4 separate regions of the Homo sapiens genome follow, and all the other regions are linked to region 2. The links are chromatin contacts, found by Hi-C or POLR2A ChIA-PET in ENCODE. All regions are on one chromosome and are shown on one strand. Each heading gives the region's core, a stretch centred on a gene start or an enhancer-like site at or near the end of the contact. The rest is flanking DNA. Distances are from core to core; before and after follow the strand shown. Region 1 has its middle 450 kb from the start of LINC01108. Region 2 overlaps JARID2 (jumonji and AT-rich interaction domain containing 2). Region 3 has its middle 400 kb from the start of JARID2-DT. Region 4 has its middle 33 kb from the start of GMPR.

Region 1 (2,856 bases), core at 3-2,502, 760 kb before region 2:
TCAGAGTGTGTTTGAGTTGAGATAGATCTGAGCATATTCAGTTAAATGAGGCCCTCAAAGAGTATGATGGGGAATTATGCCCCACTGCCTCCCAAACTTCAAATGTTGAAGCCCTAACCCTTAGAGCCTCAGACAGTAACTCTATTCGGAGATAGGGTCTGTAAAGAGGTAATTAAGAAAAGGAGCAAAAATGGAGCAAGTTTCCTTCTCCCTTGCGCTATTTCTAAGGTCATGTTATAAAAATCAAATGGAGAATACCTGTCAAACAGTTGATCAAGCAGTGAGGAGAAAGAGAAATAATATTAATTCAAAGGGCATGCTTCAACCCATAGTCAGAACAATCTATTAGTTAATCAAGCAAGATTTATTGATACTCACCAAGAGACTGAATATACAAATGGACAACGGCCAAGCCATAATTAAAAACAACTCCAACCTACAATCTACAGCAGCCAGCCCAGGACACCAACCCATTAGCAACAGCAATCGGCCCAGGAAGCCAGCCTGCTATCATCAGCCAGACCTCTAGAAGTCTAACCACTATCTCTATCAACAAGTTAGGAAGCCAAACAATAACCCCTGTAAGAATCAGCTCCAAATGGCCAGAACTTGACTGACAATGGACAGCCTCCCTGATTTTTGTCCCTGCTTCCAACTTAGGACAAACCAGAGAAAGGCAAATATGCACCCTAAGCAATCACATAGGCATCTGTGCTTCTAGTGAACCACCTCCAGCTTCCCACACCAACAGCCTCCAATCAGCACATACCTGGAGCCTCCCTTTTTTCTACTATGAAGTTTTCCCACTCCTCTGCCCGCATTTGAGTCTCTGCCAAAACACAAACGATAGTAGCTCTGAATAAACAGCCTGTGCTTATTCTTATTTGGTTGGTCTTCATTTATTTCCACACTTCCAAATGCAAGTAAATGTTATGCTAGGCCCTTGAATGGTCAGGGAAAATACAAGGAGATATACGACATGGTCCTTATGCCTAATAAACTTAAAATCTTTGGGACTGGAGATAAAATGCACAAAAAGCAAGAACCACCACCACAATGACTAAGCAAATAATAAAGCCAGTCAGGAATAGTAAGTCTCAAATGCAAGTTCCAGATACTGGACGTAGAAGTCTGGAGAAGAGAGATTACTTTTGGCTGGGGAGGTCAGATATGAACTGAACTTCAGCACACACAAAGGAATTATTCTAGTAATTATTGGGTTCCCCCTTGCTCACATGGTTACTCACACTTGAAAGTTTGCGGTAACAAGAAGGAGCCTTGGCAGGAAGTTTGTTTGTTCCATGACTGCTTTTACTGTCACATGAAGAGTGAGTGGTTGATTTACTGAGAAGTCCCCCTTGTTACCCTTCATAAGCCCCAAGTGAGTCAGGACCTTCCCTTGGTCATCAAACTGGAGACAGGACACCCTTGCCCAGTTAGCATTTTAGTTCAGCTTGCCTGGGTTCTCATTCCAAATTCCTGCCCCCAAATCCTTGGTCACCCCCAAGAGTAGATCTTTATCCACAACAGGCCACTGTTGAACCTAAGGTTTCCCAGAGGAAACCAGAAAAGACTTCCCTTATGTTGGGGTTTTAGGGTACCCAATAAATAGGACCCCTCTTTCCTGCCCAACTTCTGAGCCAATTAAGAGGAATAGGAATCAGGCAGATAGAGGGAAAATATCACCATTCTTTTAAGTTGACAAAGTCTTGGTTGGTGGCTATCATTTCAGGTCCTTGGGCTTGTTAATATTGTACCACTGATGGCAAACAGAAACTTTGCAACATGGAGATTTACCACTTAAAAGTTAAGGCTTGGAGGGGCAGAGGATGTTTACTTTCCTCAGGCTCTTCCCAGAGAGAAAGGAATAGGTGAGGCGTACATCTTCCATTGCTTCTCCCAGGCCGACTGAAGTTCCTCTTCCTCCAATGAAGTGAAGGAGAGAGAGGATGCAGGCGGCCAGGGGATTTACTCAATGGAAACATGTCCCCAATAGAAACAAGGACAGCAGGGAACAAATGTTCCCATCAGCTACCTACAACAGGTAAGGCTAAGTCTCTGTGGGGTTGAGGTCCCTTGCCCCCAGCGCACATACACACACACACACACACACACACACACACACACACACACAGCCACCAATGCCATGCTCATGCTTTGTATAGTTTTGGGATTTGTGACAACTTTTAAGTCTGAGGGGAATGAATGTACTCATGAAGAAAATCTCCACCGTTAAGGAAATGCCCTTGGTGTGGACTAGTGCTAGAGGCACAGACCTTGAGTAGGGAGTCCTGAATTCCTATCCCAGTGCTGAGTTAAGCAGCTCTATAGTTATTCAAGGTCTCTTGCCCTCCATGTGCTCTGTCCTCAGTTATGCACTGGAGATCAGAATACCTGTCCTGCCAAGTGTGTGAAAGACAAGATAAAACCAGAAAGGGCCTCTGAATAACCCAGCTCCACTTCACAGAAGCACTGGGGTGGTTCCATATTCAGAGAAAATAGTAATGTTTTTCTTGAAAAATAGAGTAGATGTGAAGCAACTTTCTGTCACTTCTCAGTACTTTTTTAGCACCAGAGAGTTTATCCAAGGTGGACCCCATCAAAGTGAAACAGAAGGGAGGGGTGGGGAGGTCCCCCTAACCCATAAGCTTAAGGGTTGGGTGTTACTGACTCCATTTGGAGAACACGCAGCCAGGGGCTTAATGACACATTTTGATTGATTACACTGGTAACTCTGAAACCTGGTACAGATTACCTTTTGCCCTCAGTGGGGCTTTACCTGAATCATTCCTCTAGAGCAAGAAAGCTGAACATCATTACTTTCAGAGTGATAAATCAGAGAAGGGTAGGAATTGA
Region 2 (2,921 bases), core at 16-2,515:
ATGTGGAGGAATGTAATTTTTAGGGGGTGCTGCCGAGAAGTGCCTTTGCTCTGCTTGCTATAATGAACTGTGTGGGTGCATGCACCTGTCTTCCAAGTCTAAAACCACTTCCCCTCGTGCGAACTGGGCAATGCCATTTGATAGTGTGTGCGATTTATGGAGTCCCTAGAACCCGAGAGTTAGAACACACCAGTGCGTACTTCACCTAAGCCTTTTTCTTGGTGAGAGGGCTCTGGCCCCGGCCGTTTACTCTCGATTATACCAAATGAGCTGTCTTTGTCATGGAATGCACATGCCTGTATAACATTGCATTGTCATGGGGCTGGGAGTGCCCCTGGGTAATAATTTGGTTGTATGGTAAGGGTCTCACCAAGGAGCAAATGGTGTTTTTCTGTTGCTTTCCTGCAGTAGTACTTCTGCTTACATGCAGTGACAGAAAGTAACAAGTTTAGGATAGTCCAACAGACGAGCTTTATTTCTAGCAAGGGTTTTGAAGTATTAGTTTTCCAAGAGAGTCATGAGCAGGTTTTGTACTTGTGTAGAAATTTGTGTGGTTTGTAAGCCAGGATATTGAACCAGATGTGGCCACATGTGATTCTCATTTCTTACGCTGAGGCTGAGTGTGAGAAGAAAATGATCAACTGGCTAATCCCACTGGTTTTGCAGGACCTTCCATTGAGCTATAGGCTACTGTCACTGAAGAGGTTTTCATATGAAAATGTACAAGCCTTGCAGAAAAATCCTGCCCTAGTAAGATTCAGAGAGGGCCAAGGAATTGAGAATATTCTTTTAAAGTTCTGGAAAATACGGCTATTGAGAAGGAAACATAGAAAATCATATTAGTTTTTAAAAAAGTTAAAGGTTTTCTTCTCATGACATTATTTTGTCATTTGAATTGCACTTGCTGGTGGTGGGGTATTTGTGACTCAGTTACATTGCCTTCAGTGGGAGGAGAGGTTATAGGTACATCTAGATTGCCCAGTGGAACCCAGGCATCTCTTTTAGAGCACATTTGCCTTGGCCTTGGCCTTGGCTAGGAGGCTCCTGCCCATCTGCTGCTGCGGTCAGTGTTTGAGCAGGCTGCTCCTCCCCTTCCATAACTCACTGTCTGTCCAGTGCATTTCGCTTCTGTTTAGGCTCTTTGTTTTTGATTCAAGTTTTAAAGTGCAAATGGACTACCCCCAGCCACCAACTGTTTCTCTCTCTGGGCCTCTGGTTCTGTTTTGAAAGGCTGGCAGAGGCCTCGGCTCAACGGCTCCCTCTCGTGGAGAAGAAGAACTTGCCAGTGAATCTGAGGTTGAACTGAGGACAGCGTCATAATCTTGAACGACTAAAACATTTTTGCTTAGTTAACCAAAAACATCAGAGTCATTTCTCATCTTCTGCTCTGCCTTGGAAGTGCATGTTTCTCCTTTTCATCTGTCATCATACTGAGTTGATTTAAATATTGTGTGTGTCGGTGGTGGGGTGGAGAAAAACCCATAAGGATGGAGGGGAGAGATTTTATATTCTTAAAGCAAGCACACAGAGTGTGGATTGGGTACAGTTTTTAAGATGGAATTTCTGTTATTAAGAACAAAGTCAGGTAGGAACGTTTGATGTCCTGGACTTTCATATCTCTCACCTTATATCCCTTCTGCAAGAAGAATGAGGTATTGTTGCCAGTACTCATCTGGCCGAACGTAACTTGAAAATGCTCTCAACCTTGCCTGTTAAATTGAAACCATTCTCTTATGACTAGGAGGGATTGCTTTAATATCTCATGGCCGTGTGCCTGGGATCACCTGAGATACAGGTGACGGATGGCTGTGGGCCAAGGAGCACACGCTGCAGACACCTCACTTTCTGCAGAGCTGGGTTGGGGGCTGGGGGCAATGGGCTGAGAAGCCAGAAATCCACAACAGAGCTGAGAGAAGGAGTAACTTCAAGCACTTATGTATAAAGCTGCTCAGCTGAAATGTATTGTCATTCAATGGAGGGTCCTGCTGTAGCCCACGTCGGCGCTAATTCTTCAGTGAGTTCAGATGACTTCCTGTGTGTGCTCTTCTGTGGAATCCCTCAGGACGTGCAGCGGTGGCCTTCCTTGTAGTGCACTGGCTGCATAACTGGGGCTGTGTGGTTTTAATTGATACAGAGGTGGGTTGAGGGAGACCTTCGGTAACAAGGTAAGACAATGCCTTCCTCCATTCTTCTGTTTCCTTTTGTACTGATTAAGTGTTGGCTCCTTATAGACAAGTCCAGGCCAGGAAAAGGGGTGTCCTTTTGTTAGATTGGTGGGTCCCAGGTTTCCCCACAATGGTGGTGCTGGCTGGGTTGTTGGTTCTGTTTTATTTCTCCCTTTTAGGACACATGGAGCAGCTTAAGGGGCTTCCTATGTTAGCTTTTCAGCTCCCCTGTGGCCTCTCGTGGTGGGCATAGAACACGGACCCTCTGGGTTTCGAGGAGGAAGATGGCCAGTGACACTTGCCTTTTTCAGTCTTCGTAATTGTTTGAACTTCGCTGGTCTGTGTTGTGGGTGAGATCCATCTAGTCTTTGAGCTTGTTATATGGGCATGCGTGTGTGATATCTGGGTGGATACTGTTGAAGATAACTCCTATAATAAGAAGGAAAATATTGCAACTCATTTCTCTCATAAAGCAAGTTATTTGAATGTATACCTTGCCAATAATTCAGTATTTAGGTTTTCAGAAAGATGTAAACAAGGTGTTCCTTTTGCCATTGAAGATAGTGATATATAGAATTCAGCTGTGTTGAAAATTTACTTCCCTGTAGCATTGCTAGCCATGAACTCAGGTGCCCCCGAGAAGCCAGAATGGATGGAACCAAAGGCCTTACACTCTTATTTGAGATAGAATATGAGAGACATAGCACTCTGGTATTTGGACAGCGGTGTTAGGGAAGGGTAGGGTCCACGGATTTG
Region 3 (2,915 bases), core at 271-2,770, 650 kb before region 2:
GGCCGGACGCGGTGGCTCACGCCTGTAATCCCAGCACTTTGGGAGGCCGAGGCAGGAGGATCACGAGGTCAGGAAATCGAGACCATCCTGGCTAACACGGTGAAACCCCGTCTCTACTAAAAATACAAAAAAAAAAAAAATTAGCCGGCGTGGTGGCGGGCGCCTGTAGTCCCAGCTACTTTGGAGGCTGAGGCAGGAGAATGGTGTGAACCTGGGAGGCGGAGCTTGCAGTGAGCAGAGATTGCGCCACTGCACTCCAGCCTGGGCGACAGACCGAGACTCCGTCTCAGAAAAAAAAAAAAAAAAAAAAAAAAGAGTTGTGATTCAGTAAGTCTGGGGTGGGGCCTAAGATGTTGCATTACTGATAAGCTTTCAGGTGATGCCGGTGCTGCTGGTCTAAAATTTTGCTCCAACCTAGAGCATATGGAGAGATGCCTAGATTCCTGCAGTAAGCAGGATTTCAATATGCTGGCAAAGACCATCTCTCAAGGAAGTTAACGTTGTGTTTTTGGTTTGGGGTTTTGTTTGTTTTGTTTTGTTTTGTTCTGTTTTTAGTGTTTAAGACACAAATCAAGAGCTTCCAGTTCGGGGTGCCTAACAGGCAACAGGAGATGTAGAATTGGACTTGAGACAAGAGAGTAGGGCTGTGGATGGTTTGGGGAACCATCAACAAAATGTGTAGATAATTCCATAGATAGACTCATAGACAAATAGATGAAATATATGGAAGAGACCTCAGACTTCTCAGTCCAGGGCACATTCTCATGTTGGTTCATGCAAAACTCCATTTTTGATTTTTAAAAAGAAATTCTTTAACTTATTTATTCATTCATTCCCTTTTATCTCCATCCTCCCCACTACAAGCCATTTTCTAATGTGTTTGATGTGTATCCTTCTATTTCGTTAATTTTTCTTATATATAATATTTCATGTGCACTTTTTAATTTTTTATTCAGGTATAACATGGATACAGTAAAGCAAAATAACCTTAAGTATGCAGCTTGTTGAATTTACATGTATGTATACACCTATGTAAATAGCACTCAAACCATGAGCTAGAATATTTTCTGCAGCTCTGTGTTTTTTTGTTTTTGTTTTCTTGAGGAGGAGTTTTGCTTTTGTTGCTCAGGCTGGAGTGCAATGGTGCGATCTTGGCTCACTGCAACCTCCGCTTCCCAAGTTCAAGCAATTCTCCTGCCTCAGCCTCCCGAGTAGCTGGGACTACAGGCACCTGCCACCACGTCTAGGTAATTTTTGTATTTTTTTTTTTCTAGTAGAGATGGGGTTTCATCATGTTGGCCTGGCTGGTCTTGAGATGGAGTTTGGCTCTGTTGCCCAGGCTGAAGTGCAGTGGTGCAATCTAGGCTCACTGCAACCTCTCTGCCTCCTGGGTCCAAGTGATTCTCCTGCCTCAGCCTCCCGAGTAGCTGGCATTACAGGCATGTGTCATCACACCCAGCTAATTTTTCTATTTTTAGTAGAGATGAGGTTTCACCATGTTGGCCAAGCTGTTCTCAAACTCTTGACCTCAAGCAATCCGCCCACCTTGCCCTCCCAAAGTGCTAGGATTACAGGCGTGAGCCACCACACCCACACCCGACCCGCTGTGCATGTTTTAAATTTACGTAAGTGACATTGTGCAAAAGAGAGCATTATGTTTCTTACCTCATCCCACGAAACAATGTTTTCGAGGTTGATGTGTGCTGCTGTGTTTACATGCTATTCATTCCAGTTGCTTCCGATTGCTTCATGGTGTCCCTATTATACATCTGCCACATTTCATTTGACATTCCTCAGTGAAGGATGTTCAAATTGCTTCCAACTCTCTTTTCCACAAATAACACTGGAATGAACATCCTCATTCATGTTCTTTTATAGACCCATAGGAGATTTTTTTTTCTGTGATTTATAAGTAGGAAAGTGAGTACTGAGTCATAGAGTGTACACATACTTATTTTAACTAAGAATTGCCAGATTGCCTTCCAGAAAGGCTCTACCCATCTGCACTCACAAATACTTTATTCTGTAGTCAAATTTATGTTTCCTTTTAATTTGCACTGTGTTAAGCTGGACTCAAGGCAACTAGGTTTTATTAGGGTTACATTTAGATTGTGCCTATGAATGGCAATTCATTCAACCTCTTAAAAACTCTTTACTGAGCACCCACGATACACTAGGTACTCTTCTGGGTGCTGGAAATATAGCTGTGAAGAAGATAAAATCTCAACCCACATAGAATTTATTTTCCAGTAATTAAAACCATCCAGTGAATAAGATCACTTAGGAAGAGAGAATAGAGTGAGTAGGAAACAAAACCAAGGATGGAATTCCAAAAAAAAAAAAGATTAAAGGGTTGAGAAACAATGGACATGGTGGCTCTTGCCTGTAATCCCAACACGTTGGGAGGCCGAGACAGGAGGATCACTTGAGCACAGGAGTTCAAGACCAGCCTGGGCAACACAGTGAGACTTTGACAAAAAATGCAAAAAAGGCCAGGCATGGTGGCTCATGCCTGTAATCCCAGCACTTTGGGAGGCCGAGGCAGGCAGATCACCTGAAGTCAGGAGTCCGAGACCAGCCTGGCCAACATGATGAAACCCCGTCTCTACTAAAAATACAAAAAATTAGCTGGGTGTGGTGGCAGGCATCTGTAATCCCAGCTACTTGGGAGGCTGAGGCAGGACAATCGCTTGAACCCAGAAGGTGGAGGTTGCACTAAGCCAAGATTGCACTACTGCACTCCAGCCTGGGTAACAAAAGCAAAACTCCATCCAAAAAAAAAAAAAAAATTAGCAAGGCATGGTGGCATGTACCTTGTGGTCCTAGCTACTCAGGAGACTGAGGTGGGAGGATGGATTGAGCCCAGGAGGTAGAGGCTGCAGTGAGCCATGATCGTGCCCCTGCACTCCAGGCTG
Region 4 (2,908 bases), core at 380-2,879, 710 kb after region 2:
ATGGGAGGCAAGGGTTGAAAAACTACCTGTTAGGTACTATGTTCAGTATTTAGGTGATGGGTTCAGCAGAAACCCAAATCAGCATCATGCAATATATACATGTAACAAACCTGTACATGTACTCCCTGAATCTAAAATAAACATATTTTTTAAAATAAAATAAAGTGGTGCAGCTGCCTTCGAAAGCAGTCTGGCAGTTACATGAAAGGTTAAACACAAAGTTACTGTATGAGCCAGCAACTCTATTCTTAGGTATATACCCAAAAGAAATGAAAACATATGTTCACACATAAACTTGTCCACCAGTGTTCACAGAATATTGTTCATAAGAGCTAAAAGGTAGAAACGGCCCAAATGTCCATCAATGGACAAATGAATAAACACAGTATGGTATTTCCATATAATTGTATACTTTTTGGAAGTAAAAAGAAACGAAGTACTGATACATGCTACGGTATGGATGAACTTTGAAAAGATTATGCTAAGTGAAGGAAATCAGTCACTAAGTGAAGGAAGCCAGTCACTAAAGACAACATATTGTATTATTCCATTTATAAGAAATGTCCAGAATAGGCAAATCTGTAGAAACAGAGAGTAGATCATTGGTTGCCTAAGGCTGGAAGGAATCAGGGAAGGCCCTGAGGAGTGATGGCTGATAAATAAGGAGTGTGGCAGGTTTCTTTTTTGGGTTATAAAAATGTTTTAAAATTGGTGTGATGATGGCTGCACAACTCTATGAATATATGAAAAGCCACTGACTTGTACATTCTAAATTGGTGAATTGTATGATCTGTGAATTATGTCTCAATAAAGCCATTGGGAGACAATATAAATAAATACAATCCAGAGACATTGTCCTGTGGGTAAATACTAAATAGAATCATTAGGCTGGTCTCTGGATTTGTCTATTCAATGCTTTCATGTTGGTTTTCTTTATCTTCCAGCTCCAGAAAAGGCCTGTAGTTCCAGCTACTGGGGAGGCTGATGGAAGGATTGCATGAGCCTGGGAGGTCAAAGCTGCAGTGAGCTGTGATCGCACCACTGCACTCCAGCCTGGGTGACAGAGTGAGACCCAGTCTCAAAAAAAAAAAAAAAAAAAAAAAAAAAAAAGCAAGCAAGCAAGAAAGAAAAAAGTGCTCGTTTCAGCAGCACATATACTAAAAATTGGAATGATACGGAGAAGACTACCATGGCCTCTGAGCAAGAATGACACAAAAATCCTGCAAAATAAAAAGCCTGAGCAAAGTGACTTGCCCAGGATGCCACAGTTCACAGTGGTAGAACCACAACTGGAAACCAGGACTTTGACTCCCAGGCAGCTGCCCCTTCCACGAGTTCCATGTCCCATGTGCATGCTATGTTTGTACTGGGGTCAATGGCAACCGTCTTATTTGGATATTCTTATTTTCCTCTATGCCCTGAGAAACCTGGTTTGTAGACAGAAAAGGCTGATTTTTTGCTTCTAAAAGCTTAAGTTGACATTTTGTGTTGTTTTGTTTTGTTCTCCTGGCCCAGCCTAACAAGCATTCACATAGTAGACAACACATGCTTGCTGGACCTTACTTCCTGTCTGGTGACCCAGCTCCCTAGAGACTTGAATCTCAAATAAATGTTTCTGTCAGGAGGCTGAGCTCCCAGCTGTGCAAATTGGTCACAGATGTAATTGCATTTGCCCTCTGCCCTGGAAGAAAACATGCCTGTGGTTGGGGGTTTAGATGTCTCAGAATGAAAGACATTACTCCTGACTCTGGGTAATAGCCGTGACGCTCAAAATAAGCTGCCACAGAGACACGCCATAGTGTTGCCAGATGTACAGGGCTGTTGCTACCCAGAATCTGGATCTGCACAGCCAGTTACCAAACTGTGGCCATGTCATTGGCCAATCAGGCATAGTCAAGAACCTAGCTTTTCCACTGGCTCCTCATACTTTCAAACATAACTCCATCCCCTCTTCTCCTCTCCCTAATGCCCACAAGATCTCTGCAAAGAGCTCTAATTCCAAGTTCCCTGAATGGCAGACAATGGCAGCCCTAGGACATCTACACTGCACAGGCTGCAATTGCTAGAATCTAATTAAAATAAACATTGTAACAAGCTGCTGAGCCCCGCCCAGTGCCTCAGGAGTGCAGTGATGTGACACATCTCACTGCAGCCTCCACCTCCCACCCTCCAGCAATCCTCCTGCTTTGGCCTCCCAAAGAGTGGAAACTACAAGTGTGTGCCACTACACCTGGCTAATTTTTGTACTTTTTGTAGAGATGAAGTCTCGCCATGTTATCGAGGCTGGTCTTGAACTCCTGGGCTCAAGTGGTCCACCCACCTTGGTGTCCCAAAGTGTTGGAATTACAGGTCTGAGTTACTGAATCTGGCCAGATAGATATTTTAAACCCAGTATTTGTCTGCCTTTCTTCCTCAGTAGAATTTGAATGTACCAGGTGGCTGCTAGCTACACACCTGTGTAGGATGAGGCTTATCCTATATGTCTGCCCTATTTGTCTTGTTAAATCATATTATTATTCTGAACGCTTTCCTTCTAAAGCAGACAACCAAAGCATAGGGTATTAGCTCTTCTTAGTCCTTTTCCAATCCAAACATTTAGACTTCTTTCTGCTCACCCCTGGGCAGTATCACCCTCATCAATTTCCTCTTAATTGACTAGAATGAATTGTAACTATCCCCATCAGCAATCACATCTGTTAAGGATTGCAGAGTGCCATTGTTGTACGGGAAGAGCATTTCATTTGAGCCACCAAAAATTTACTAACGTGTGGACACAGGGACAGATACAGAGGATTGCAAACTCCAGTTTCTGAAAAACTCGATTCCAAAGCAAGGGAAAAGGTGCCCTCTAGTGGTAAACACAGCACACTACACCACAGCATCCTTATTCCAGACCGGAAGCCTGGCT

What was found. Hi-C counts contacts between places; a loop is a spot of excess contacts on that map. ChIA-PET counts read pairs that join two places held with the same protein, here RNA polymerase II (POLR2A). Pooled maps may share reads with other maps.
Region 1: a pooled map shows a loop between it and region 2 (4-fold over the local background). The contact joins two enhancer-like sites. A Hi-C loop is called at or near these places in 2 of 37 single-sample maps with no recorded cell type and 8 of 50 pooled maps.
Region 3: a pooled map shows a loop between it and region 2 (10-fold over the local background). The contact joins two enhancer-like sites. A Hi-C loop is called at or near these places in 4 of 50 pooled maps. POLR2A ChIA-PET finds 5 or more read pairs at or near these places in 2 of 52 experiments (PC-3 and PC-9).
Region 4: a loop to region 2 is called in a map of CD4-positive, alpha-beta memory T cell, with 10 times the contacts of the local background. The contact joins two enhancer-like sites. A Hi-C loop is called at or near these places in 3 of 168 maps with a recorded cell type or tissue (CD4-positive, alpha-beta memory T cell, chondrocyte and naive thymus-derived CD4-positive, alpha-beta T cell), 6 of 37 single-sample maps with no recorded cell type and 11 of 50 pooled maps. POLR2A ChIA-PET finds 5 or more read pairs at or near these places in 1 of 52 experiments (activated CD4-positive, alpha-beta T cell).

What each region holds. Positions count from the first base shown.
Region 1 is chr6:14,733,684-14,736,539 of GRCh38, forward strand. No RefSeq gene overlaps it. Among named protein-coding and RNA genes, the nearest start is that of LINC01108, 450 kb to the left of the region's middle. RefSeq lists an enhancer at 1-365 and a silencer at 2,639-2,718. Within about 2 kb of position 1,253, at least 8 of the 41 ENCODE cell types and tissues checked have a DNase peak (open chromatin) inside an H3K27ac peak, as active enhancers do.
Region 2 is chr6:15,490,311-15,493,231 of GRCh38, forward strand. All of the region lies in intron 6 of JARID2 (jumonji and AT-rich interaction domain containing 2), which reads left to right. Among named protein-coding and RNA genes, the nearest start is that of DTNBP1-AS1, 54 kb to the right of the region's middle. RefSeq lists an enhancer at 1,380-1,881. Within about 2 kb of position 1,266, at least 8 of the 41 ENCODE cell types and tissues checked have a DNase peak (open chromatin) inside an H3K27ac peak, as active enhancers do.
Region 3 is chr6:14,840,416-14,843,330 of GRCh38, forward strand. No RefSeq gene overlaps it. Among named protein-coding and RNA genes, the nearest start is that of JARID2-DT, 400 kb to the right of the region's middle. Within about 2 kb of position 1,521, at least 2 of the 41 ENCODE cell types and tissues checked have a DNase peak (open chromatin) inside an H3K27ac peak, as active enhancers do.
Region 4 is chr6:16,203,881-16,206,788 of GRCh38, forward strand. It overlaps the pseudogene RNU6-1114P. Among named protein-coding and RNA genes, the nearest start is that of GMPR, 33 kb to the right of the region's middle. RefSeq lists enhancers at 1,645-1,734, 1,945-2,154. Within about 2 kb of position 1,630, at least 9 of the 41 ENCODE cell types and tissues checked have a DNase peak (open chromatin) inside an H3K27ac peak, as active enhancers do.